7 separate regions of the Mus musculus genome follow, and all the other regions are linked to region 3. Evidence: chromatin loops called from intact Hi-C (ENCODE). Cell type or tissue: left cerebral cortex. All regions are shown on one strand.

The links. Peaks named below come from ENCODE experiments on the same cell type or tissue, not always from the same donor. Only the 100,000 strongest peaks of a DNase experiment are listed, where the experiment ranks them.
Region 1: it touches region 3 in a loop (2.7-fold over the local background); 3 of 42 quality-filtered maps call a loop at or near these places.
Region 2: it touches region 3 in a loop (4-fold over the local background); 8 of 42 quality-filtered maps call a loop at or near these places.
Region 4: a loop joins it to region 3, with 11 times the contacts of the local background. A loop is called at or near these places in 14 of 42 quality-filtered maps.
Region 5: it touches region 3 in a loop (4-fold over the local background); 2 of 42 quality-filtered maps call a loop at or near these places.
Region 6: a loop joins it to region 3, with 5 times the contacts of the local background. A loop is called at or near these places in 14 of 42 quality-filtered maps.
Region 7: it touches region 3 in a loop (13-fold over the local background); 14 of 42 quality-filtered maps call a loop at or near these places.

The regions. Positions count from the first base shown.
Region 1 is chr16:74,681,155-74,685,154 of GRCm38, forward strand. It overlaps a transcript of Robo2 not described here. Among named protein-coding and RNA genes, the nearest start is that of Gm52242, 63 kb to the left of the region's middle. In left cerebral cortex, a CTCF peak has its summit at 2,441; a DNase peak (open chromatin) is centred at 2,400.
Region 2 is chr16:74,230,509-74,234,508 of GRCm38, forward strand. The region is part of intron 2 of Robo2 (roundabout guidance receptor 2); the gene reads right to left. Among named protein-coding and RNA genes, the nearest start is that of Mir691, 110 kb to the right of the region's middle. In left cerebral cortex, no CTCF peak of the experiment used is centred here; DNase peaks (open chromatin) are centred at 2,068 and 3,309.
Region 3 is chr16:74,411,062-74,415,061 of GRCm38, forward strand. Robo2 (roundabout guidance receptor 2) reads right to left here and starts at 764. Exons shown (of 28, transcript NM_175549.5): 1 at 1-764. In left cerebral cortex, a CTCF peak has its summit at 2,171 (motif pointing left); DNase peaks (open chromatin) are centred at 151, 548, 709 and 2,025; H3K4me3 peaks cover 2,082 bases; H3K27ac peaks cover 1,753 bases.
Region 4 is chr16:73,096,727-73,100,726 of GRCm38, forward strand. It overlaps 4930500H12Rik (a long non-coding RNA gene), which reads left to right. Exons shown (of 4, transcript XR_876153.2): 3 at 2,181-2,315. Among named protein-coding and RNA genes, the nearest start is that of 4930500H12Rik, 26 kb to the left of the region's middle. In left cerebral cortex, a CTCF peak has its summit at 2,178 (motif pointing right); DNase peaks (open chromatin) are centred at 724 and 2,215.
Region 5 is chr16:74,053,015-74,057,014 of GRCm38, forward strand. The region is part of intron 2 of Robo2 (roundabout guidance receptor 2); the gene reads right to left. Among named protein-coding and RNA genes, the nearest start is that of Gm22163, 4.0 kb to the right of the region's middle. In left cerebral cortex, no CTCF peak of the experiment used is centred here; DNase peaks (open chromatin) are centred at 2,396 and 2,624.
Region 6 is chr16:73,103,071-73,107,070 of GRCm38, forward strand. The region is part of intron 3 of 4930500H12Rik (a long non-coding RNA gene); the gene reads left to right. Among named protein-coding and RNA genes, the nearest start is that of 4930500H12Rik, 33 kb to the left of the region's middle. In left cerebral cortex, no CTCF peak of the experiment used is centred here; DNase peaks (open chromatin) are centred at 1,996, 2,674 and 3,216.
Region 7 is chr16:72,992,898-72,996,897 of GRCm38, forward strand. Robo1 (roundabout guidance receptor 1) reads left to right here. Exons shown (of 29, transcript NM_019413.2): 18 at 770-796; 19 at 2,220-2,262. Among named protein-coding and RNA genes, the nearest start is that of Gm52247, 35 kb to the left of the region's middle. In left cerebral cortex, a CTCF peak has its summit at 2,477 (motif pointing right); a DNase peak (open chromatin) is centred at 2,495.

The sequences.
Region 1 (4,000 bases), 270 kb after region 3:
GAACTTCACTCACACCATTTTGAATGGCATTGCAAAGTACTAGAAGATAACTTTTGATATGTAAACTAATTTTTTTCCTGCCATTTGAAAAGCTGGTTTTTATCACTAAATAAATGAATGAATACTAAATGCAAAGTAAGTACTCATTTGCTTATTTTTATAAACTGCTTTACAAAGGAATTCTTTTTTTCCCCTTTTTTACTAGATATTTTCTTTATTTACATTTCAAATATTATCCCCTTTCCTGGTTGCCCCTCCAGAAGGCCCATCCCCCCCCCCACTTCTATGAGGGTGTTCCCCCACCCACCAACTCAGTCTTACCTCTTTGCCCTCCAATTCACCTACACTGGGGCATCTAGCCTTCACAGGACCAAGCTCCCTCCGCTTCCCCCGCCACTGATGCCAGATAAGGCTATCCTTTGCTACATATAGGGCAGGAGCTATGGGTCCCTCCATGAGTAGTCCTTGGTTGGTGGTTTAGACCCTGGGAGCTCTGGTTGGTTGATATTGTTGTTCTTCCTATAGGGTTGCAAACCCCTTCAGCTCCTTCAGTTCTTTCTCTAACTCCTCCATTGGGGACCATGTGCTCAGTCCAATGATTGGCTGCAAGCATCTGCCTCTGTACTTACAAAGGAATTGTAATTGATCAATAATGCAAACCTTTCAAAAAAGGGGGGGACCCATAATCAAATTACTTCTTAAGGTAATACTGAGGATTATTTAATCACACAACTACTTTATAGTTCCTCCTGATTACAGTATAGAAAAGATGATGTAAAGAAAATGTATATAGTGTGAGCAACATCATCTCCACTTAAAAATGACAATGTATATAATATGGAATATAGATTGGTCACACAGGACCAATTAGCATCCTAATTTTGTAAACTGCTTTGCACTTTCTATTCTGCCTGTGATGACCTTGATTGACAACTTGACTAGATGAAGAAACAGTGAAGTAGCAAACACCTGGGCATACATTTCTTTTGGTGGTTGATTTTAATTAGTTTTTTTTTATTTATTTAGATTATTTGAATTCAGAAGAGCACCCTTAAATGTGCTCTGTGCCTTCTGGAGGCAGCCTAGATAAAAGAAGGTGGAAAGAGGAGAAAGCTTTCGTGTCTCCATTTTGTTTGCTGGCAACTTCATCTACATTCTTGTTGCTGCATTTTTCCACTGACACCAGAATTCAGCTACTCCAGTTTTGAATTGGAAGAGTAGTGGGTATCCTACCCTTAGCCACAGATTGATATGGCTGAGACATCCAGCCTCCAAGACTGAGCATCTACTGGTCCTCAGCCACTCTGATGTTAGACATTTATTGATAGACTATCCAGAACCCATTGCATATGACAATTTAATAATCATTTCTGTTCCTCTAGGGGACCCTCATAATATTTGCTATAATACAAGAATGCTAGATCTGTATGTCTGTGTAAAATAGAAAGAGACTCAACTCCATAGTTAGTGCTGAGTCTACATATGACTAAGTCAAATATATTATTCTCACTAACCTTGAGATGTCCTTGAATGGGTTATTGAAAAGGGAACCTGATCCAACATATAATTTAGCTACTCAGAAAGGCTTAATGGTCTCTCATCAGCAGTATGTTTCTTAGTTGGAAATAATAAAAAGAACAATATTAACATTACTAAGTAACCAGACTTTCTTAGTTATAACACTTAGCTATCATAAGACATGATTTATTTAACCATTGGGAGCTTTTCCAAAAAGGTTGTGGCATAAATAAAACACAGAGCAGCAAGGCTGGGAAAAAAAATCTCAGTACAATTTAGGAGTTGGGAAGGGGTCATGGTCTCATCTCTTCAGTGTGGTATCTGTAATACACTTGGTAAAGCTAACTTGTGACAATCACCACCTTTGTGTGCAGACCTTAATGCACAGAATGTCTCAGAATCTTTCCACATAAACCCTCAGAAGCCACTTGACATAGCCAGCCTCCTAGCTTCTTCAATAGTCTACTGCAAAGAATCCTGTAGTTTTTAAAACTGAAATTGCTCTCTATATTAGTGGGAACTGCCCTAAAGAGAGTCAGCTCTGCTCGAAATGACAATGGCTAAGGAAATTCTATTCTCTTTCTTCTCACTGTTTCTATTAAAAATATACTTTATCTTTTGAACACAAAGTCTCTAATTGTCTTTCCTTTATCATATCTGTACTGATAAAATATTTATAGAGATGAACAGGAGGAAATAGTATTTTAATTAACAGGAGAGGATTGCAGATATTGGAGGCTCGAAGACAAAGCATCAAGGAAAAGAAAAACAACAAAATCAGCCCAAACAAGACAAGGGCTGTGTTTTCACGAGTTGCACGCCAACCTGAAAGCACTTTACTTACACCAACAGCTAGGACATTAAATAATTCAACTCTGCAGAAATTTAGCTTGCCTGCAATGCTAAGAGCAGCCCCTGCTGGTTAATGCCATAAACTCAAGAAAAAGGAAATTCAATAAAATAAATTAAAATGCTGAAATACATGATCATGACCAGTTCTGTCTTCTGAAATAGCTATCTCTCATTTGAATCTTTCTCAGTAAATGACCTGCAATGGTTACTATGAATTATATGCAATGTATCATATACTTAAGTCTCCAAGAAACTGCCATGTTGAAAAGAAAAATTGCTTTAAGAATGTCAAACCACCACCAAATTAAAGAATTTTGTCCAAATAAGCCTTCAATAAAATTCAAATTAACAGAGAGAAAAATAAAAAGTGTTTTCTTATTATGATATATTTGCAGTTGGAGTCAAGATCATGAAATTTTTTTTATTTCATGTGTTATTTGTTTATTGCTTCTTCAGTGTTAACTATGGATATGTTAAAAATAATAAAATGAGATGTAAGTTTCAAGTTATGGGTCTATGAATGAGATGGGTCATAAAATTTGATTGTAAAGCCTTTATCTTTCCTTTTCTAACCATTACTCTCTGAAGGAAAATAGTGACAAAAGGAGCTAAAAAGCAAAGAAACAAAGAAATAATTCTGAACTTTAAGCTCTCTTTCTTGTCTACCATCTGTCCTTCAAAAAATATTTCACCTAATACTTTAGCAATATTTATCAATCTGTTTTAGTGATACATATAAATAACATCTGCAATAATCTCTGTATATGAATACAATAGTGAGATGTAAGATATATTTTGCTTAATTAACAATCAAATTGTAAACATTTTGTTTGGTACTGTAATGAGTTCTTCACTACTAACAAATCATTTTCCACTTTATTCATATCTTTGTGTTCTAAAATATGTTCTGTGTAATCTCAGCCCTATCTGATTCTACACAGATGCAAACCAGTGGAGATTCTGAGGCTTTGTGTTAAACAATTCTGTCAACTTTATTTTCTTCAAGTTTCTGACTCCAAACCGGTATAGATCTTTCAATAGAGAACCACATTTTACTCCCTCCAAGTCAGGTTTTCTGTGCCTTTCTAAGAATTAAATTTTCTCAATTTTATAGAAAACGTGTCAATTTATTCTTCTGATATTAGAGAACTCACTTTGTATAGAATGGGACAAAAATCTTCAAAAATGAGTACTAAAAGTATTGAAAACACTCCCACATGTTCCCAACATTATTGTTACAAAATAGTCTAGAAGATTCTGGTCTTTGTAGGCTCAGATTTTTTTAAAGATCAACTTTACTTAGAGTTTTCAATTGCTTCAACTGCCCTTCTAGCCCATCAACCAGAGGTAGGGGAAAAAGAAGATTAATAGGAAAATGGTACAGTTGACCTGTATGTCCTTGAGGCAATTCCACTCTTTATTGTCAGGATACTAGGAGTCCAGTTCAATAGCAAACACTAAACAGAATCAGTGCCAGCAGCTTGATCCTGCAGAAAGAGCAAGGCTCCACCAATTTGGCAACAGTCAGAGAGAAAGAGGGGCCAGAATCAGCTGTATTACCATTAGAAGACCTTTGGTGCTTTTCTGTCTATGATCGAGGACCAAAAAAGACCAGTGAAGCATTGCACAG
Region 2 (4,000 bases), 180 kb before region 3:
TAGTATTATGCAGAAGAGTTTTACCCTGTTAAAAAAAAAATCACTCGGGGTTCCTCCTACTTTTTCCTACTCTCATCCAACCCATGACAGCCACTGATCTTTTTGCTGTCTCTATAGTTTTGCTTTTCAAGAATGCCATAAAGTTGAGATCACTGAGAACTGTAAGTCAGGGATGTCTTAAGCTGCTCTGAACAGCCAACGTCGAGCCTATTTAGCTTTTCCTGGTCAGCATATTTTACTTAATTATGATGTGAAATTAAGTTTCATACTATGTTTTTATAGCTCTTTTAATATCTTTTCATGGTTATGATATGGATATACCATAGTTTGCTAAATTAATTTTATTTTAAGTTTTAAATGACTTATTTGTTTTCGTTTTATGTGCAGTGGTCTTTTGCCTGAATGTATGTCTGTGTGAAGATGGCGGATCCGCTGAGACTGAAGTTAAAAAAGAGTTATGAACTTTAAGATAGGGTCTCAGTACACACATACTCCAGACTGGCTTACCACCTACTACAAAATAGTCTGGCTTTAAACTCACAGAGATATTCCTGTGTCTGCATCCCCAGGGCTGGCAATAATGGCCAAGTTTATGATAAATTAATGTTAAGGAAACATTGTACATTTGTATTAGTATGTGAAGCTTAAACTTTTCTTGTACAGTTTTGTCGTTGTCTTTGAGACATGTCAACCTATGTAGGATAACCTTAAGCCCTAGTACCTTCTGTCAGAGCCCCCAAAGTGACACTGGGAATGACCTTCCACTTCACAGTTGATAGCTTGACGGTTGACTACTGCTTTCTTTCTGATGTTAGAAATAGAGCCCTATAAATAATAAAATGCATATCAGCTACTCTCAATTTTCTATGATAAAAGAAAGACTTTTAGGGGTGTTGAGATGGCTCGTCAGGCGAAACTGCCTGCCACATAAGCCTACTTCTGAGTTTGATACAGAAATTCATGATGCAAGGTGAAACTCAAATGTTGTTCTCTAACATCCACATATAGACCACACACATGCCCTGGCATACACATATCTGCATTCATACTCACACACACACACACACACACACACACACACACACACACACACACACACACACATACACATACACACATAGACGAATGCTCACAAGCAAACATACCACTCACATCATGCATATAGAGTAAAAATAATTTCTAACAGAAATAAATGAATAATTTTGTTGAAATTAACTTCAAAATATGTACATATAAATATGGACTGATAAGTGTATAGTAGGTTTACATTTCAAATATTTATAACCCTCCCTCAGTATAAAATTTTTCAATATAGTAAAAATTAAATAATACAACTTTCTATAGGGGTGTGGTTCTGAAGCTCTGATCAGGAATCTGTGTGTGAAACCTGAAGGCCCTGTTCCACAGTTGGTTCTTGATCAATCAATATAGGTGCTAGTGGCCAATGGCTGGGCAGAAGAGGCGGGACTTCCAGGTTCCCACAGGCAGGCTAGTAGACACAGGAGGAGAAGAGAGGATTTAGAGTGAGAGTGAGCCATCAGCTATGTGAGATCTCTAGTGGAGTGGCCATCTCCACTTCCCTGACTGGGTCTGGGGTAGCAGGCTGGAGGTTAGAAACACAACTAATAGGCAGATTTAGAGGTGTAAGAGTTGAAAGTGAAAGTAAGGACAGGTTAGCTCTGGGAGGCTTAGAAGTGCCCAGCCTATTAAAAATATGGTAATGTGTGTGTGTCTTTCATCCAAGGATCCAAGGGAACCAGGGTTGTGGCTGGTAGAGCAGTCCATTCAGACCTTAAAGTGAGAGAAAGACATCAAATGGATTTTTGAATAAATAATTGAAGGGGATGGCGTTTGATCTCTTATTTGAGATGAAAATATGGAAATCCCAGTCACTCTCAATGAACATATAAAACCTATGTATATAGTGGACAAGGATGAAGCAACATCTACCTACAGCACAACATAATTCTAAATGATTACAAGACTAAGACTATCTTATTTCTCTTAAGGCAAAAATAGAATGCCAATCTCTCCAACAGCTCCATGACAACCCACTCATGCCACTTCCAAGAATAATGATGAGTCTCAAAGCTTGGGAGCTCTTCCAAGCTGCTCTTGAGAATAGGACCACCTAATTCCAAACCAGGATCCATATTGATAAGTTTAAGATAAATACAGCATTTCTCAGCATGGGAAACTTACAGATTTGAACTGGAGATCATGGTTTATTTGGAATGTTTTATAACTTGGTAGATGAACACTAACTAATAAATACCTTTCTTTGTGAAAGTGAAATGTTTTAAAAGTGTTCCTACCTACTTTTTCCTCTGAAGAATTTACCTTACATTTTCCTTTAAACATAGCATGGTCCAACACACCCTTGTATTGGTTGTCAATGATGAGTTATGTAGTAAAGTGTTTAGGAATCAAATAAGCATTTAAATCAAATGACAGATAAATCTGCCTATGTCTTTGACAGAAAAATATATCCTCTCAGGAGATAGCTTATATAAACTCAGATGAAGCTCAGCTATAATCAAAGAGTACATTCTCTCTAAAGTATTTGTTTAAATTAATTTCACTGCCTACCAAAAATATTGTTTCTTAATAGCCTTAGAACATTTTGGGAGACTTAAAATAGTTCCTTGGAGTTTCAGGAGAAAAGAAAGGAAAATGGTCATTGTTGAGTGTAAAAAAAATCAGCTGGGTTCCCAAAATGCAAAATCAATAACACCCAATGATTAGAACTCTCTTAGAAACAGTACCCAATACTTACCTGTTTAAACCTTCTCCTCTTGTAAAAGACACTTTCATATAATACAGGACTGAGCCAAGCACAGCCATAAACTATGCTTTATTGTGTATGTGGTCATAAAACCTCAGGATGAAATTTCCTATAATCATCTTCTCTATCCTTACCTACCAACACACACATACACACACACACACAGCTTCAGATGTCACATACAAGGAAAATTTTGTGATAATATCATTTGTTCCCAAGAAAGTACAAACTCATTAACAATAAGGTTGATTTTTGTCTTTTCTTTTATTCAATAGGAAATTTCAAGTGTTAAGTGCAGGAGCTATCTGACTATATTTTAATTACTCTTTGAATTTATTAATAGCACGGCATTATTAACTGGTTAGTTTTAATTGTCAATTTTACACAAACTGTAGTCATCTGGGACAAGAGACTTGCTCAAATCACAGAGGCTGCTGTCCATATCTGTGAGAAATTTTCTAGCTTGCTGATTGATGGCAGAATTCCCAGCCTACTTTGGACAGAACCATCTCTTGGCAGGGTAGTGGTGCCTAGGCTGTGTCTGAAACATAGCGGAATAGAAGAGAGCAAGTCAGGATACAGTGTTCCTGCACGCTCTCTGCTTCATTTACTGCCTTCATATCCTTGCCCTGCAAGAGTCCCGGTCCTGACTTCCCTCAAGGATGACCTATGACCTGTAGGATGATGAAACGAACCACTTCCTTCTCAAGTTGGGTTTGGTTATTGTATTTATCACAGAAACAGAAAGTAAACTATTTAGAATCTTACAAATTTAACTTACTTCTTAATAGTCAGTAGAGAAAAATAGCCCTAAAGTATGGTTTAATAGTAGAAGTTTGAAATGAATATCCCAGTTAGTCTAGTGCCTTACTAATTAAAAGGACCATAATGCATCTTTACATATCAGAGCTGTTGGTTCACTAAGTTTCTAATTTAATAAGTAAATAATAGCAAGATTCATCTACAATACCTATGCCAAGGTTATGTTCATTTAAAAAAATATATTGTAGTTCCATTAAAACTGTGACTATATAAATGTATGCAATCATATATATATATATATAAAACCACATGTATATGATTCATCCCTTGGTAGGTTGATACTAGCACAGTTATTGTTAGAAAAAGAGTATTCCTATTTAAGCTAGTTACACGCTTAAACATCAACCTTCCTTCCCCCCGCCCCCTCCCCCCCAAAAAAAGCAGCAGAAAATG
Region 3 (4,000 bases):
GAAGCTGTTGGTGAAGAGGTCTGTCACGGGACGCGTTAGGTGCCATCCGAATGAACCCAGGGGACTTCAGAGACGTTGCACTTCCACAGGCTGTCTTTCTAAATTCCCACAAATTCAGCCCAGCTGGCGGGACTATTCACGTGCGTCTAGCCCTGTCTCCTTAGACTCCATTGCAATCCAAACACAACTTCTTTCTTCGGAAGTCAAGAAGATGATGGGGGTACAAAAAAGACCTAATTCCTAGAAAGTGTTCCACAAACTTGCCAAAGCGCTGCGAAGCAACCATTGACCTGCCCACCGGGTTTTTCTCCCCTTGGTTTCCTCCGTAGCAGCACCACTTCGCGGAGTTTTGTTTTGTGTGGTTCTGTTTTCACTTAACTTCCATCCTAAGGATGTGTCAAAGCAGCACTTTGTGAGCCGGCCCTCTCCTCCGCAGCCTGGTCGCCTCCCTCGGAGTCTCTGGTTTCCAAAAGGAAGGAAAAGGGGAAGGCAGGACGGCTTGGGTGGAGAATGGGAACTCCTACGTGGTGAGGGAGCGAGGAGGAGGGCGAGGAGAAGAAGCAAGGGAAGAGGGAGGGGCTGAGCTGAGGCCGCGGCCACCCGGGAGGGGCCGCCCCGGAGAGATCTAGCGTCCAGCTGCTGCTGGCGAGCACCGCCAGATCTAGGAGCTCCGGACCTGGGAGCCCTGAGGATGCTCACGCGTGGTCCAGCCTCCGGGAGTAGTGCTGCCTCCAGCCTCTTTCGGGACAGTCACCGCTTCAGAGGCGGAGGCTGCGCTGCGACCGCCTCCTCCAGCAGCTGCTGGGGGCTGGAAGGACTTGGAGGAGGGAAGGCGAGGAAGCAGGAGAGGAGGGGAGGAAAGAGCTGCTCCCAGTATATCCCCGGGAGGGGTTGAAGGATGGAGGGGTGTACGCGGATCTCCACCTCCACCCGATCACTGTCCCGTGCAGGGGGAGACAGCCCTCCCCGGGGTCCGCGGAGCAAGGGTAACCAGGCAAGCGAATAAGTCTTGGGGGGACAGAAATAAACCAATGTGGAACCGCTGCGGGCTCGCTAGGACTGCCATCAACTCTTTCCCATTCTGGGAGCCTCCTGGGCGTCCCCCTCCCTCCCTCCTCTGGAGGGGTGAGGTGGGCTTCCAGCCTCCTGCTCTTCACGCGGCCCGTTTAATGGGCAGGTAATTTTCTCGGTGAGTGATTTCATGGAAGCCCTTCCTAATTATTCATCGCTCCGTCTGCTGGAGCTGCACAAGAGCTTTTCTAGAAAAAAAAAATGATCTTCCAGGACCCCGGGCACAGCCTCATTACCTGTTAAAATCACCACACACACACACACACACACACACACACACACACACACACACACATACACACACACACACACACACACACAGAGTTCACCTTTTACCAGAAAGAAGCTGGCCAACAGGGAGAGCAGGGGAGTGAAAGAAGTATCTATTGGAGTAGAAAGGTTTTGTGTACATACACCCTCTGTGGTTGTAAGTGAACTTGCCCACCCCCCACCGCACCACACACAAAACCAACTATGTGGATGTAGGGGAGGGGTATCTCTAATCTCGGCCAGCTTGTTTTAGCCAAGATCTATGGCTAACTACGGAATCCCCAAGAGAAAATAGGGGGAGGACTGGCATCGGGCTAATGTTGCTCAGTTGCCTCCTGACCTCTCAACACTCACGGACTATAATTCGGGACCTTGTGATAAATGAGTCCTGCAGAAGACTCTGGGAATGGAGGAGGTCGAGGATCAAAAGACTTGAGGAAGTGGTTTTCTAGAGCCTTCGCTCTTTTTAGGACCTCTAAAAGAGAATTAGGAAAAGCAGCCTCTGATTTAGGAACGCTGATAACCCAACTAGGCTAACATGAGCTGGAGCGGAATTTCTGCCCAAGCACGATAAAAGGGAATACAGTCCAAGCAAAAACTACCGAATAGATGCTATTAGGGCTGGGCACAGTTAGAGAAGGCCACTTTCAATCCGATTCCTGCCACTGTCTAAGGTGCCCTGACATGGCCGTTGTGGCCGGACCCACGTGTGATCAAAAGCTTTGCTTGGTAGCTGTTTGATGCTTGTTCAGGTGATTATAAAAGCGCCTGACAGGAACTCACGCAGGTCCCTGAGCCAAGCAAGCCTCTGCTTGGCGAGTCTTTAGTTCCCCCTACTGGAAAATATTAGGAAAGAAACGATATTTGAGGACATTTGAGGAGCCTTTTGTTTGGTCGGATGTGTTTTGGTGCCTCCATTGAACTAAGATCTCCTTTGCTTATAATTAGAAATGGAGTGTTTTTCCCTCAAAAAAAAAAAAAAAAAAAAAAAAGCCAACGACATTTAAGCAAGCACTTAGGAGAGTTCTCTTGGCATTCCAGAGGCTTGTTCATGATGGCAATAAAACTCTCGTTGCTCAAAGGACTGAACTTAAGTAAGCCACACTTCTCATGAAGCATCAAAAGTCATTTCTAGCAGTTTTGAAGTACGCTCTATCCTCATAAATAAAACAGAAAGTACCTTTTTTTTTTCCTTTTTGGCTAAAGATTGTACTTCAAAACTGCTAAATTCTTCAAGTATTGACTCCAAAATTAGCATAGCATCATATGCAAAGAAAGAAAGAAAGAAAGAAAGAAAGAAAGAAAGAAAGAAAGAAAGAAAGAAAGAAAAGAAAGTTTATGTGTTGAATGGCACCACCTGAAGACAGGAGTTCTGTGTTTGATAACACCATGAGAAAGAAAAATCCAAGAGTGTCCTGGATTAATGTCTGTTACCTCGCCAGGATGCTAGAAAATAGTTGATGATTATGTAAACCTTTGGCTTGGACATTGTATTAGGTTTTAAGTCAAGTATTGGAAAAAAAATCTGTCTTGTTCTTCTATCCAAGAAACACTTCCTCTAATCTCAAGCAAATTATATTGCTCCTGAGTTCAAAACTGTTTCCTTTCTAACAAACACAAGTTCCATAATGATATTCTGCAAGAATTAAAAATCAAATAAGCTAATGAGACTTTCAATGTTAAGGAAGATCTGGGAAAAGAGAACCGGCATATTCCACTCAGGAGTTTTCTTCTGGCTTCTAATTTAACTACTTTCCAATTACAAGAGCATTTCTAAAAAAAAAAAAAAAAAAAAAAAAAAACCTATAAAATCATTCAGGAGTCAGAACTAGTGTGTTTGGAGAATCAGAGAGAATGGATGGGAGAGGGCCCACCCAACAATTCCTCCTGTCTCCTAGGGTAGAAATTGCTGCATTTTACTTCACAGAAATGTATTCACATGTAGAGTATGAAGATCACTTCCACGGAGGAGTTTTAGTTAATGATTTTATTTAATAAGTCAGTTTTTGCCAAACACCAGTATTTTATATTCACAACTACCTTACAGAAGTCACAAAAAAAGGACAATGACTTTGTATTGATGCCTTCTTGTGTGCAATTATTTCTACTAAGAAATTAAATCTGAAGCAAAGTTATTTTGGAGTGTATATTTTATATTTTTTCTCGAACACAAATTTGGAATTGATTCATAGAAGAATGCTTTGCCAATATCTCCTTTGATAATATAATGTGCCTAAAGAAAACATGATATATCAATGCTAGTTAAAGGAAATTTTAAGGTAATAATCAAAACTTGCACATTAAATGAGCAACAGTAAGAGGTCCTTAGTCAGAAGTTTAATGTAAATGATATTAAGACCAAGAGAAGCAACAGCATTATTTTCTGCAAGATTTCAGAGAATCTGTGCTGAAGAAATCATACTTCAGTTGAATTTGATGTGCTTTAAGTGAACACCAATTATAAAGGTGGATTATTTGTTCTAGATATTGTTCCTTCCTTTGTAGGTAAACAAAAGTCTTTAAAACCTTAGCCTTGTGGTAGAAGTTGGAAAATCCATTTTAGCATATGAAGAGGAAGAAAAGAAAAGAAAGAAATAAAGAAGACAGAAGAAAGAAAGAAAGAAATACAGACAGACAGACAGACAGACAGAAAGAAAGA
Region 4 (4,000 bases), 1.3 Mb before region 3:
AAAGAATCATTAAGATAGCCAGCCCAACAGGCCCCTGCTGTTCAGATTCTTTCATTTAAATGACCATAATAACCACAACAAAGGAGTGTGTGTTTAACGCTGTTCATATGCACTTCAGTTTGTCCCAACCGTATTAATGACTAATTCGGAGACTCGGGCAATGGTCTCTGGAAAACATTTTCAAGGTGGCTTGTCAGACTTCAAAGCAAATCAAACATCCACACGGCGGGCTCCACCCCAGCAGGACAGAACTGCCCAGGGGCAATGGCCTCCCAAAGACCCATACCGAGTAGAGGGGATTTGCATTCACATTGTGTGTATTTGTTTATAGCTGGGGAACTTGTTCCTCAAGTCATTCAATAGCTTTCCATGAAAGTTTTATAAAGGAAGATGAAAGTGACTTTGAGGGAAACAGAGGGGGAGGAAAAAAAAAACAACATTGGTTGTCTAAGCAGGGGGCGCGTAGATCAGTTTCCTAGATTGTGAGAGGACGCTTGGGCATCTCTTTCCGAGGCTCTCATTTCTGTTAGCAGTGGGCTAAGGTTTGCTGCGTTTTAAGCTCTCTTTTTGGGGGGCATTCTCTGCGATGAAATGCTCAGTAGTAACAGGTCGCAGTTCTTTTTGTGCTGAGTCATCTGGGTTCTGGACAAGGATGTCTGTATTTGATTGGCAGCCACAGGAGAAGTGTGTGTGTGTGTGTGTGTGTGTGGTCAGGGCTGCAGTCTGCAAACGCTGGCGCGGGGACGACGATTTATTATTTCGGATGACTAATTCTGTGGAGTTTTGCGTTCCATGGGTATTTGATGGGTCCCTTACTAAAATGCCACAGTGCTTCATTCAACTCTTGGTCAACTCTTAAAAGATTTTGCTTTTCTCCGTGGTCAAGAAAGATAAGGAAACAGAAAACGTTGCCATGATAAATCTCACAATTATGGAGAAAGAACCTCAGAAGGGTTTGGAGGGAGATAACTGATGTCACAATCTGAAGGGTGCACGCCTGTGCCAGGGAAAGGATGAAAGGACATCAGAAGGTGCTAAGCCTGGCGCTTGCAGGGAATTAGTAAAATGCATACAACTGAAGAATATGCTGACTGTGTTGTCTTAATTGTGTTGAACCTACGACTTTACATTGTCCCAAAGACTCATAAATCAAATCCATCCCCACAGACACCATACTGTCAAAGCAGGAAAGTGGGGAGGGGCAGAAAGGTCTTTATTGGGCCTGTTTGCAAAGAATCTTGCAAATTCAAATTATGTGTAAAAACTTTAAAAATCATTTTATTGTGCCAGACAGTGGTGATCCATGCCTTTAATTCCAGCACTCCAGGCAGAGGGAAGCTCATCTCGAGGCTAGCCTGGTCTACAGAGTCAACAGAGGAAGCTGTTACACAAAGAAACCTTATTTTGAGAAAAAAGAAAAACATCAAACCCCACTTAACAGTAATGAATTCACAAATAAAACACCATGCAGCTAAGATAACATAGCCACCCAAACACCCTCCTCATCTTCCAACTCTTCGGGTCAGTGAACCGCGATGCAGTTGCAATGACTGGTCTGAATCCATTAGGGCTTTATATCTTCACTGTTGATTGCAATTTTACAAACAGAGAGAAAGAAAAAAAAAAAAGACAAAGTTAAAACTTGGGAAACAATTAGCGTTATACCCTCTTTGATGACTTGTGTGTGAGCGTGCCTGTGTGTACTCGTGTGTGTGTGTGTGTGTGTGTGTGTGTGTGTGTGTGTTTACGTGTACTCGAGAGTGTGTGTGTGCGCGCGCGCACGCACGCATTCTGTCCTTCCTCAGTAGTAATTTCACCCTTTCTGGTTCTCCTTCCTAAACGTTACACTGCTTCCTGATGCACACTTATACTTGTTTACATCATAGGCTAGGATGCTGTAGCACTCATGATTCAATGGATCTGAAGGAAGCATGAGACTTACCAAAATTTGATTGGCAAGTTAAAATCTTAGAACATGTCGCTTTTGTTGTATTAGCAAACGTCTCCAAAATCTTAGTGGTCGTAAGAGAAAATTCCTGAGATGTCCCATATTTATCCCCAGGAGTATCCAAAAACGGAAGGAAACATAATTAGTACCAAACTACAAGATAAAGGAAAAAAGAAAAAAAAAAAAACTTTATTATGTATTCTCTAACTGAAATTCTGTATCAATCCTCTAGGTGGCGCCACCTCTGTTTGTAAACTCCAATCCAGAGCTGTAGTTGTTTCTCCTTTTGGCCCTACACTGTAGAACCAAAGCCGTGCCCAACAGAAGTAGCCTCACCCTGAGTGTCTGAAGCCAGTATACACGTGATGTAAGTAAACTGTGCCTTCTTTCCTCAGATTGTCATCATAAAGGAGCCTGGATTTTACATGAGGGAGGCAGGGAGGGTGTTTTCTCCATCTGAAATCCAGTCTTGCTGCTGGAGACAAGAGATGCTTATCCCACAATCATAAACGGCCCCTTGCTTTCTGGCTGATAGCTATCATGTATGAATAAGCTTTATTCCAGAGGCCTCTAGTCTCAAGAATTTTGTCTCAGCAGTGGCATATAAAATATACTTATTTCTCCTCAAGTTCCATGGCGGCAGTTGGTCCTCTGTGACGCTGCTGTCTAGGGTCAGCTAAGTTCCATGGGCCTTGACTGCAGGATGAAAACGATCCCCAGACTGTAACCGTCTTGTTCTGTGGTTCTGTTTTCAGCCTTTTTCCTTGACCCCCAAACTCCCCAATCCAAAAAAACAAAAAAACAAAAAACAAAAAACAAAACAAACAACAAATAAACACAGTAAATAAATGGAGTTCGTAAAGCGCAAAGAACATTTAATCACTGAACCATCTCTCCAGCCCCATTTATTTATATACTTTTTCATATATAAGGGACTAGATTAGTAGACCATAGTGAAGGAAAAAGGATAATCTTAATGCTAAGCCATGAGCAAGCAAAGGTAAATCAAACTGGTCTGCTCTCTAGAGGCTAATCACTGGCTCGGGACAGATCGTCAAAAGCCACTGGAGACCTACCTGTGGGTCTGGAAGGCTTGTGAAGGAAGAATATTCAGAGGTACAGCCAAAGGAATTGAGATCAGAAAGCAGGTGACTTTGCACACGCAAATGATGTGGTGACACAAAAAGCAGATGTCATTACTGAGAATAATTTTTAACCCAGAGATATGGAAGGAATGCCAAAGGGAGATATTTTAAAATGAAGAGGTTGATATGCAGATGCGTTTATGAGGAGAGTATAATGCTTCCCCACCAAGAGCTTATTTGAGATGATATTAGAAGACACTAATTATTATTTGAACTACACACATGACTTTCCCCTGCCCCCACCCCTACCTCCTCAGTGCACAGGTGCTTGCCCTGAGGCTTGCCCATGATGGCCACAAGGCTTCTAAGTTTTTCTTCACACAACAACGAAAGAACTCACTCTTGATCTCTTCTCTAGAAGTCTGGCAGTCTCGTATCTAACTAGCCAAATAGCTGTCAAAAAGTCAATTCCGGCATGAATTATTAGAGAGTGATAAGGAAACACCCTGATTGGAACCTATGCTATCTAATAATGTTGTCACGAGTCACGTGTAACTTGAAACTTAAATTAAAATTACATACAATTAAAAATTCTGTGCATCAAAGGCTCAGCAGTCGTGCACAGTCTGTGGCTGCACAACGGATCAGCGCGTGTGGGAAATGGATTCTATCATCTCGGGAGGTTCCTGGGATACGGTGCTGGCTTGGATAAATAATGACCCAAGCTTCTTGTGCCTAGGAAAGGCTCAAATTTCCTGCAAGCATGTGGCTCTCTAATTGAAAGTAATCCTGGTTCCATGGGGAGGATGATGAGAGTAAATATCAGGATCAAATTGTGTTGCTGAAGTGACTGTGGGGTGAGATGGGACTTTTGAGTTGGCCATGGGAGGCAGGAGAAATATATCCTAGCAACCGAAAGAGCCAGGTGAACAACTAACTGAACTACGTTTTGTAGTGACCTTGGTAG
Region 5 (4,000 bases), 360 kb before region 3:
AAAAAAAAAAAAAAAAAAAAAAAGCCGTACCAATTGTTTGCTCACTCTCCAGAGGTTTGACTGCATTACTGCTTCACCTCTGTGAAGAGATACCATGACCGAAACAAGTCTTATAAATGAAAGCACTCAGCTACACATTGATAGGTGCAGGAGAAGTATCTGAGACCATAACATCCTGATCTGAAGGCAGAGAAGGAGAAAAGGTCAGCATTGGAACTTTGGGAAGGTCTTGAAACATTTGCCCTTCAAGAGGGAGAGGCTAATTAGCATTTCTCAGACCACAGGGCAGGAATAGACCTGTGGGTGGGGACACATTCCACAGGACTGACCACTGCTCACCTTCAGACAAGGGAAGTCCTTGCCACCTCATTCCCTAAAGACCAATCAGTTTAAAGGGTACACTGTTCTGCCAATCATATTGTGCCTAGTTGCTGATGCTCTGTACTGCCCCTGGAAACCATATAAGAACTTGCTGAAATGGTGCTGGGGGTCGCTGCCTCTCCTTTGGGTCTGGGAAGACCCCAGTACACTGGAACAATACGTTCCTCTTGCTTTTTGCAAGGACCCTGGCTCCGCATGTTCCACTCAGGGGGTCCCTGGTAAGCTAAGGCTCCCCGGAGTCTTACAGTGTGAGCATTTTAAAAGCCCACTCCCATGGATACACTTCCTCTAATGAGGTCATACCTTCTGAACCTTCTAATCGTTTCAGACAGTTTTCTCCTTGGTGACTGAGCATTCAAATGCATGAGTCTATAGGGTTAATTTATTCAAACTACCACAAGGTTGAACTAAAATTCTCTCCTTAATACAATGCTGGTGTTGCTTAGAACTATGTTTCTAATTATATCTCAAACCTTGCAATAAATGTGTCCATAACTCTTCTACCCTAGTTACACAGAAACAACTAATTACTAATTTTCATTAATGCTTTAAACGTCTTTTGTCTCTAAGCTGCCACTTTGTTCTCTGGCTTTGGCTTATTCAGTTCTCATGCATGTAACTGCTCTGCGGTTGCCAGTTTCCTAACCGTTCATAAGAAAATTCTTCTTCTATATACTTAATCTAGAGACGGTATTTTTCCAAAGCTTCCTTCTTGAGGGGCCACACACACACACAAAAAAAATTAATCAGATATTATTCATTGGTTGATTGAACCTTAAATCTCAAGTCTTATATTGCAATCTTTTTATTATTTGGTGTAAGCCACAATGTTTTCAATTTAGTTTTAAAATGGCAATTTGAAGAAAAACTTGAGTTGCTTGGATTTAAGGGGCAGCATCTGTTTTCATTCCTCACCTTGTCTAACAGGAAAGCCAGGCACATTGAGGTGTTTAGCAGGTTGTATACTTTCATGCAAGAACCAAAAAAAATAGCAACTTTGATAGGTGTACAGAATTGTGAGTCTCAGACTCGTATACAAATACAGAGGAGATGGCCATCTGTAAAATCAGGCACAGGCCCTCCCTTACCCTACCACCACCATCTCCTACCAAGCATCAACAGTAGAATCGGTCAGGATTATTTCCAACATTAACGAAGTGCTGCATTTCCATTACATCTATAATGAAAGCATCCTTTTTCTACATGGTCATTCCTGGCAGCCCTGCTAGGATCTCAGGGAAGCTCCAGGTTTTGATGAAGCTGGTGCAAGAGCTGGGAAGATACTTCTGCTCTGTGGTGTGCTTGGGCAGATCAACCCTAGACACAGCACCAAGTCCCTGGTTTTCAAGTTAAGTTTCCTTCATATTAAAGCCAGTTTGCTTTTGCAACCAAAAGCTACCCACTGATAACACAACGAACACATTCTTTCTTTTTCTTATCCTTTACTGTATTAAAATCAAATCTTCAAAGTAATTGTCCTTAAAAATATTTTATTATATTCACTACAGATGCATAATGTATGATTAGAGAGGACAGATCACACAATGTATGATTAGAAAGGACAGATCAGCTACCAGCTATATACAGAACACAATCTTATATCTGGGGGACAAATTATAAGTGGTTTCTCATGCACAGAAGGGAAATGGGAAAGAAATTGCTCAGTGGGGAAACATCCTCGTGCTGCTGTGCAAGCTGACACCCTGGCACCCCTGCAGCAAGCTGACAATTCCAGACCCCCACCCCACCCCTCCCGAAACACGCTTTGTATAAGCAAATTTCCCTCAGCAAATGATGCAGATAAGCAGCAGTATGAACTGGAGCGTGTTGAATAAACAAGGATGCCCTGTGACTTGCTCATTTTCAAGTCATAGCACTTTGTGAAGCCCGGAATTCTGTTGGGAATAAAATACACAAAACACACAATTCACGCAAGAGGGATGGCCAGCGCCAAGCTCCTTAGCCAAGTCTTTATTCTTCCATCCTTTTTTTAGCTCTGCTCTGTCCTCACCCACAGTATAATTTGGAGTCTTGCTCAGAGTGCCAAGTCTTCTTTAATGTTTTCCATTAATGTTTAAAATCTGCTGAAGGATTCTTAGAAGTTGCATGGAAACATTGCGCTCTCTGTAATTTGTATCCGTAACCTCTGTAATGCATATGTTCTCCTTGGGGACCAAGTGTTGAGATCATTCATAAACTCTTGGATCACATGTGGCACTGCAAACTGGTGACATCTGACCACGGCAGACTCCAGGCCTGTCTCTGGCAATCATTTCCTTTGCTTTGCTGTGAAGGAGCCAGCACTTGGCACACCATCAACACTTGGAAGCCTTAGTTTTGGAAAGCCTTGCATCTGATATTTGAAAAGGATCTGCATACCCTACCCATTAGCTTATGAGGAAGTTGTGGCTTGATGCTAATTAATGTTTAATCAGTTCTTCTTTTCTCCCTTAAAGAACTTGAGTCCCCAAAATTGTTCATGGGGTATTAAGGTCCCCAGATTCACAGAAAACTCTTTAAAAAAATGAAAACTTGAAAGTTATGCAAACTACATTATGTTGAGAGAAAGATAGCATTTAGGAAGCATCTATATTAAGGAAAATTTGTTGGGAGTTCACATTACTTCAGAGCAAGATTTACACCCCATTAATATATCTGTTTTCCCTGAGTGAGTGTGTCTGAGTACTTCTAGAAAAAGGACTGAGTCCACCAACGATACCCATTGCTCTGAGCTAGAAGATAAGAGTGCATTTAATTGAAAAATCTATAACTACGCAGATGATATGATCATCAAATAAGGCTACTCAATATGGTCCCCAGAGGACAGACCAATTTTTTTGGCACTTCTGATGGGGCCTTTTACTTTTCTAAGATGTGGATTTGGGAATAAATAAATAAATAAACAGGGAAGTAAACACACTAGTTTTTTTTTAATGGAATTTACATTGATGGAGTAATTACAAGTGGCCATCTGTCTGATACGAATTTCAGCCTAGTTTCTATTTCATGAGCCTCAACTCTTCTGCCAAAGCATAGAACATGTAGATGCCAGAAAGGCTGCTTGCAGGTGGTTGTTGGCTATTGTGTGTGCCCATCACTTTTACAGTTTTCTCTACTGCTCTGCAGTACCTTTCATATACCTTGTGACTACAGCAAGCAAACATTTTGAGAGAATCAACTATCAATTATGTATATTTATAAAAATATAATTCAATTGTTTTCTTTTTTGTTTCTCTTCATATATATATATATATATATATATATATATATATATATAGCCAGTTTATTGGGAAGTTGCTCTCTAATAAGTTCACTGCACCAAGGAGTTAGGCCAGGGGAGTTGCCATGGGGAGAGGGGGAGAAAGAGAAGAAAAGGAAAAGGAGAAAAGAGAGATAATAGAGTTATTTAAATACGACTTTAAGTTTCAAATGTACATAAGCAACATGTTTAAACTCAAAGTTCAGGATTCCATTCTCCCCTCTTGCTGCATCTGTCCATTTGAATAAAGTGAGCAGCAGAGTCTTGTCAAGTAAATATCGCACTGTTTTATTCATGATCCAAAGAGGTCATATCTCTCCTCCCACCTTGTTAGTCCGAACTGAAGGCATTAGAGTTTAC
Region 6 (4,000 bases), 1.3 Mb before region 3:
GAATGCTTTGGGTCAAGTAAAAACTTCAATTTCATAAAGTGAGCAAGGCATTTAGTCTGTGTGTGTGTGTGTGTGTGTGTGTGTGTGTGTGTGTGTATTTAGAACAACTAAACAACTAAAGATAAACATCTCCTTTAGTGGGTGAAATGATCTTTATGATATAACTACAAAGATGCTTGCTTACAAATAGACATTTGTCCACAGGATGGACAGTTCTGTATGACTAACCATGTAAAACTACAGACTGCATAGGTGTTTCTGCACGTATCACCTGGATCTCAGAGAATGGGTCTTCGTTGTTTGTACAAAACGGAGATAAAATATTTTCCTGAGTGCCTTATGATCAGTATCATTTATGAGAAGTTCACTAGCTGTATATATATTCAACTGTAATTCTATGAAAGGCATACGGTTTTCTACTTTGGTCTATAATGTGAAAAAGATATTTGGGAAAATGGAATATAAGTATATATTAGAATAACAAGATTGAACGATGATCAAGAGAAATCAGTTTTGTATATTCAAATGTAACAAAAGGTTATAGACTCCAATATAGATCTTCATACAAAACTGTCTGGAACAGAAGACATCAAAGTTTGTGTGTTCATGTCTGTGCATTTGCGTGTGTGTGGTATTTAAATGTAGGTTCCCTTGTGAGTTTGAGAGGTGTGTCAGTCTGCATATGTTCATGCAGAGGCCAAAGGTTGACATCTGTCATCTTCGTCAATGTCTCTCATCTTATTTTTTGAGACATGCTCCATCACTGAATTTGATATGTATCATTCAGGCAAACTGGCTGGGATGTGGCTTTAGGAATCTGTCTGTCTCTCTGTCTACACCAACCCACAGCACTTGAGATACAAATCTGTGTGACACCACACTAGGCTTTCAAGTGAGTATTTGCTATACAAACTCAGGTCCTGGTGGTTAATAACTTTAACCTTGGGGCCGCATGGCAACTCCCAACATGCTATATTTTTATCACACACTCAAGTTTGGACCAACTCCTATCTTCACTTAATTTTGTGGACTCTGGTGAGATCTGAGCATGTGAGGGTTCAGGGATCACTGGGTTAAGAGCAGGAAGTCGGCAATGTGTGTGAATAGCAGTGAATTGTTCATGCAAATGTGTTAGGAGCTAAAGAGTGTATTTTCCCTAAACCTCAGAGAGGGGTGCTGCTTGTCTTCCTTGTCCCAGTCATATAAATAACAGTTTAACAAGGGCTAATTATAAATAGGTATTTCAGAATGAAGCCAATGTTCTGGTAAAGCTATAGATCTTACACAGATGACTTTTATCTTCAGGATTTTTTTCCATATAGTAATTTTGTAATGTCTCACATGTTGAATATAGTTTTACTTAACATGTTCCCGCTTGGCTAATAGGCATATGTTATAAATGGTGTTTGTGGTATGTTTGTACATGTGAGTGTGAGCATGTGCATGTGTGTGTGTGCTTTTACATGTGTGTATTTGGAAACTGGGCAGGTGTGAGTTTGATGGTAGATCTTTGAAAATGGGAACGCTTCCAATCTTAGTTTTTCTTCCCACTTAAACGGTCTTTGTTGGCTCAGAGCACTTCTCTAGGTTCACCAATCCACCAGCAGAAGTGAAGCCAGAGATCCTGTTTTGTTTTTTTTTAACATATGTCTGCAGGTTTCTCCTGCACATGTCAAGACAATGCTCTTGAGCATATGTGAGTTATTTATCATCAAACAGATTTCATGGTAACAGGTGCGTCCAGGGAACCCACGTGCATAAAATAAGACTAATTTCCTTTCGTCTCCTAAAAGACAGTGACTAAAAGTGGTAAGACGATGGCTGGGATCCCTGACAATGAAAGGCTTCCAGCAGATGTAGCTCTTGAAGCTTTTACTAAACACTGGAAAGTCTCACACAATCACTGCAGGCAAAGGAGTCAGGCGACAGAACGATATTAATAAACTCAGGCGCCGGCCTTAGAACAATGGGATGTATGGACATGAAAGCTCCCTTAGAGGTGTTCCCATCCAACCAACTCAATTAATTGAGGCCAAGAAAGAATGGTTGATTTGCCTAAACTCAGGAGCTGTTCCTCCAGGAATCAGGTATTAGGATGTTTAAGTCAGGATTCTTGAATGCCAACACCACTCTCCATTTCTGTTCAGATCAGCACTGGCATCTTGTCTTTGATCTCTTTACTGAACAATTTCCTGTAGCATATCTTTCTCTCCCCTCTCTTCACACACACTCCTCCCTTATTCCTTTCCCCTAATTTCTTAGATGCTTTTTGTGCTTGCATGAAAAAAAAAAACCTGTTAAGTGTACTACAAGAGAGGATTTGAAAAGAATATTATCGGGCAAGAAATGCAGTGTACAGTGTGTCGCACCTGCCGCGTAATAGTATTTTCCCCTGGCAGCGTCCATACGATCACTTGACATAGAATTAAAAATCAGCAGCTCCAAGAGACGGGCTGTGCATCCCCCACTAGGCCCTCGTCACTGGTGGCTGAGCTCGAGAGCATCCGCTTACCAGGGAGAGCAGAAAAAAAAAAAAAAATCAGCTCTGAACCTGGCCACTCCGCTGTGTTGTGTCACTTGCTCAGACCGTGCATGACAAATCCTCAAATGCGCCTGGTGACATTTAGAGAGCACTGTGGACTCTGCCAATATGCCAGGCAATCAGAGTGTGCATGACAAATTATGAAACACATACTGTGAAAATTATGGACTCTGTCACGGTGCCAATCTGCCGCTGAAAACCTACTGCTGCTAGAAGTAATGTTGGCACAAATTTGTTGCTAAATTCAGTCGTATTTCTAATTCAGTAATGGATTGATCCTGAGGGTGAGTTGCTGTACCTGTTTAGGTTTCAAGCAAGGACTGTGGGGCCTAACAACCTTACCTGCTATTACAGGAAATCTGAGGCCCCACACCATTTCTCAGGGCTTCTTTCTTGCTTATCCATATCACACAGACTTTAGGTGCCTAAGTCTTAGCCTTCTCCAAGATCATTTTAGTCACAGGCCTGTACCCTGGAAAAGCTTTTTCTAACCTGCAGCGAAACATTCAAGGTATCTTATTCCTACTATATATAGCCTTCACCGCCAGACTTGCTTGAAGGATAAGCAGGGGATTGAGAGCTGGTGGAAGGGCAGCTGGCAGCTGTAGTGACTACTAGAAAGTGTTCATCTTAGAACCGGGATCAGTTTCATGCCTGAATTGCACAAAGTCATTAAATAAAAGACACGGACAAGAGCTACCTTATAAACGCAAACACACACACACACACCCACACACACACACACATACACACACCAAAATCACAGTAGTTCACTGACAGGATGAAACGTTCCTCAGACACTAGGAGGAGTGGTTCCAAAGACCAGAGGTTTGCATGCATAGCTACTAATATACTTCAAGTCATTTCTAAATGATACATACTATCAACTATAGTAGAAAGTATGTAAATAGTGGTTATATTGTTTAGGGAATGATAACCAGAAGAAAATTCCTTTCTTGTTAAGCACAGGTACAATTACTTTTGGTTGGATAATGTTAAACTGAAATGATTGCCTCCTTTGAGGTATAAATTTTACCTACACAAGGTAGACTGTATTCATAAATACATGTCCAAAGATATAATTTCAGGCTGATAAGACTCAGAATGAGTCTAATAATTCGTCTTTCCAGGGTGCTCTTTCTGAAGACCTTCCCATGCTCGTTCACACTTGGCCCCTCTGCCCAGTTTCAGGATCTCTGGGTAAAAGCACCCTGAAGAGAAAAGAATCTGGAAGAAAGGATTGCATGGTAATGAAGAAGTCAGAAAATTGTTTATCTTGCCATTATTCAACAATACAGCTCCTTAACATTGCATCTATGTGGTACTAGGAGTGATCAGAGAGTCAGTGATCTATAGAGCAAGTGTTCACAGACCTGCATATGCATATGTGCAAGTACTTTGGCTTTCTTTACAATGGCCTTGAGCATTGATTTTTGGAAGCAATCCCCTGTGCCCACC
Region 7 (4,000 bases), 1.4 Mb before region 3:
TTTTATGATATTCATATTCTGTTTCTCTGTGTGTCTCTGTGTGTGTCTGTGTGTGTGTCTCTCTCTCTGTGTCTCTCTCTGTCTCTCTGTGTGTCTCTGTCTCTCTTTGTCTCTCTCTCTGTCTCTCTGTGTATTTCTGTCTCTCCGTGTCTCTCTGTGTGTCTCTGTCTCTCTTTGTCTCTCTCTCTGTCTCTCTGTGTGTCTCTGTCTCTCCGTGTCTCTCTGTGTGTCTCTGTCTCTGTCTCTCTGTCTCTGTCTCTCTAGCTCTCCTTTCCCTCCCCTCCCTCTCTCCCTTCCAGTAAGGAGCACACTTCGCCTCCCGCCGCTATTATTCCACTTAATAAGCATTTACTTTTAGATGTCTAGATAAGGTTCCAGCAGAACCCTGATAATACTTGTTTAAGAATCCATCACCCAGTGTTTAGAAATGATTAACAGCAGAGAATCCCTGTTTGCACTAAGGCCGTGGGCAGACTCTAGGTTACTAAATGCAAGGTCATCCGCGGGCTAACCCAGACAGTCCCCCTCCTGAGAGTGTGAGAATGTCAGACACTTCAGAATGGTACCTGTAGAGACAAGCTTCATTTTTTTTTTTTTTTTTGGTAAGGCTTCAGATTGGTGCTGTTCATATATCAGCGTGTCAGACCTACCGGCTTGGTTATTTACATTTGTTTTATGTTCAGCTGTCTGCTTGATTTATACTAATGTGATATGTTCCCCTTCTCTCGTCAGCTTAATAACTAGTTTATATTTTGTTTTGATTTTTCAGTCCCGTCCTTTACCTTCACGCCAACAGGTACCTGTATGCACTTAACCTCTTCCTTCCGTGTGTTAGTTTGGCATGTGTGGTGTGCTGCTGTGTGGCTGGTTCCAGTTCGTTCTGAGCTGGAACTCGGGGAAAGGACACGCACACGTAGTAGAACACCCAATCTCCTTCACTCCCGCCGGGCATGCATTTGAACTAGACATGGTTGGTGCTGCTTTTTTCACCTACTGAATGAATGCAGGCCCATATTCTGCATGCCACATTGCATCTTAGTCCTGTGTGCATGGGTCCCTGTTAAACAAACACACCTTTCCTACCACATTCCCCCTCACCTCCCAGCATGATTGAATGCGCTAATCATCTGACTGATTAGATAACGCCGGGCAGTGCATCGGTCTCCCCTGGACTCAAACCTCCACGTTTTCCAGCAGCAGAACAGTTTTTGTCCTTTGTAACTCTCTGTCCATAGAATTAGTATTCTCGGAGGTACCCCCAAAATCGCCATCCCACGTGAGACGTGAAACCTCATTTCCAACAAGTCAGAGTCTTCAACATGTGCCCATTCCGTGTCTTTCAGAATGGGCGCTCCTCTCCCATCACCTGCAGTCAAAGATGTCCCTTAGTTATGTGTCCTCCGCCTTAATCCAGTTCCTGCGATCCCTGGACACAGTTATCTCTCCCGAGCAGACTTCCAGTTTAGAGTTTTTCTAAGTCTCAGAAACTTGGCAGCTTTTAAAAACACATTTCTTCTTAGAAAAATGTGTCTGTATTTACAGGAAAGCTAATCTTCTTAACTCCTTGCCTAACTATTTATAATTCGTTTTTTTGTTCTGGCAAAAAATGAAAATTAAGATTTTTTTTCATTCATGTGTGATGGAGATATAATGTCTGATAGAAACACAATACCCGAGGGGTTTTCATAAGCCACGTATAAAATCGTAAGCCACGTATAAAACAGGTCATGTTAGTTGTCACAACTTGGCTTAAGTCTTTGTGTGTGCAAAGAGGGTTTATTTGAGCATGTGTCTGTGCTTTCGTCTGGGAAGACAATCTAGCCATGTCTCTTTCCCTGAAAATTTAAAGTTATACATACAGAAGTCATAGAACTATCTAATCTCGTGAAAAAGTCTGAACAAATCCTTACAGGTGCACATCAGAATTAGTTCCATTTAGTAACAGTGTCCTGGAGTTTTTAGTTTTGCTCCTTGCAATCATATTGAGAGACACTGAGAAATTAAAAATGATGTATGGTTATTCTAAAAATCATCTTCTATAACATTCCTAGAGCAAAAATCTGTGACATCTTGCAGTGGTTTTTTATAAAGCCTCTAGATAGGAAGGGAAATTGAATGGCATTTAGAAAGATGTTCATGAATTTAATGGCTCCCGCTATATAAGCATGTCTATTAATTGTTCTCTTTCTCTCTCTCTCTTTTTTTTCATAATATTCTAGTAACTTATCAAAGAGGAGGCGAAGCCGTCAGCAGTGGAGGGAGGTAATTATCTTGCTTGTTTTTAGATCCAAATGGGTATTCCTTCCTTCTTTCTTTCTTTCTTTTTTTTTTTTTTGGTCTTTGACATTGCTTCCTTTGTTAAAAGGTGAAACTTCCATGTTGAATTGGTTCACCTACTTTGAAGTGATCTCTCCCTTCAGCTGTTAACCAAGGAATTTTTGCAGTTATTGTATGAGTGCTGCATCTCAGTTCTTGACCACGAGAGGGAGCAGTTTACCCAAGAAAAGCAGGCGTGCTGATTTAGCAAATGATGAAAAGGAGTTAAAGTGATTAGGCCTTGGCACTTAGGAAGATTAAGAAATATAGCTGGTTAGCAGACACGATCAAAGAAAGGTGTTCCCTTGAAAACCTGCTGAACGCGGCAGTTGCTCGGAACTTGTGGGTGATGTTTGTTCTCCGCAGGAATTTAGCATAATTCACATCTACATATGGAGGGAAAAGTACATTTGCAAGAAGAAATCTAGGTAGCTTGTTAACAAAGAGATTTTTTTTTCACCTCTAATTAAGATGAACCTCAATCCCACATTTATGTTTTTTTAGTGATTATTATTCAGTGAGTTGTAATGTATTCACAGAGAAATCACAAATCGAGGTGGCAGAAAGCTGAAAGGGGCTGAAGCAGAGGATAAAACACAGGCTTAAGGATTTTCCACAATAAGGTGATTTTTTTTCACCACCACCCCCACCTATCCCACCCCCCAAAAAATCCAGTAATATTAAGATGATTTTTTAAAAAAGAAAGAAAAAATTAAAAAAAAACCCATCCAACACAAACTATTTTATAATTCAAATTTGTTTAACTTGCTGAGTGCCTTTGAGTGTCGAGATGAATAATGTGTTTAACTACTAGAATATGGTGTGATTCCTGAATCTAAGAAGCAGCGGGCAGGAACATTGCTGAACTTGCTGTATAACAAAGACGGATTTGAATGAAGCAGGTTGCCTGCGTCTAGCCAGGGCTTTGCAATAGGCTCTAATCTCTTCACTCCTGGATACTATTAACTTCTTGTTTTCATACCTGTGAAACAAAGCCAGTCTCCAACTCACTGCCAAAGCTAAGAAGTCTGAAAAAAAAAATCCACTAGATTCACCAATTAAACCACAGCATATTTTTGTGTTCTGGGGAATTCCATGTAAGTCACAGCCCCGGCATTCACACAGGAGCCTCTGGCATCGAAGCGTTTCCTCTTAGGGAAATCTGGAATGCCTGGTGGTTTAGCCAGCACCTTTTGTGTATATACTTAAGCTGTAGGCTTCAGTTTTCTTGGCAGTAGCCTCTGTGCACGAACATGCGTGCACAAGCTCACATGCACATGCGTAAAAAATAAAATATAAGCCCCCATTTCTTAGCTAAAGCATTTTGCAACCTATGGAAACAAAATTACCACCGGGGAAACAAGGGTAGAAATTCCTACGTAGCAGTAAGTGGTTCTGTTGTAAATGAAGAATTGCAAAGCCCCCAAACTCTCTACTTGAAAGTCCACTGGCAGTGAAGACATAACTGTCTCCATTTAGAAGCAGATGCTTAGAATAAAGTGGATTTTTGTCCGGTACTCACTAGAAATCATCGTTTTCATCAGTGAAATGGCGAAAGGCTCGAGAGACTGTGGAGTGTTGGGGAAGTCGCAGTTAACAAAGGTTTTAGAGTTGAAGCTCGGGGTGACCAGTGGTTGCTTTGTCTTGTTTTGTGTTTTACACAGTTTTAAACATTGATTCGTTA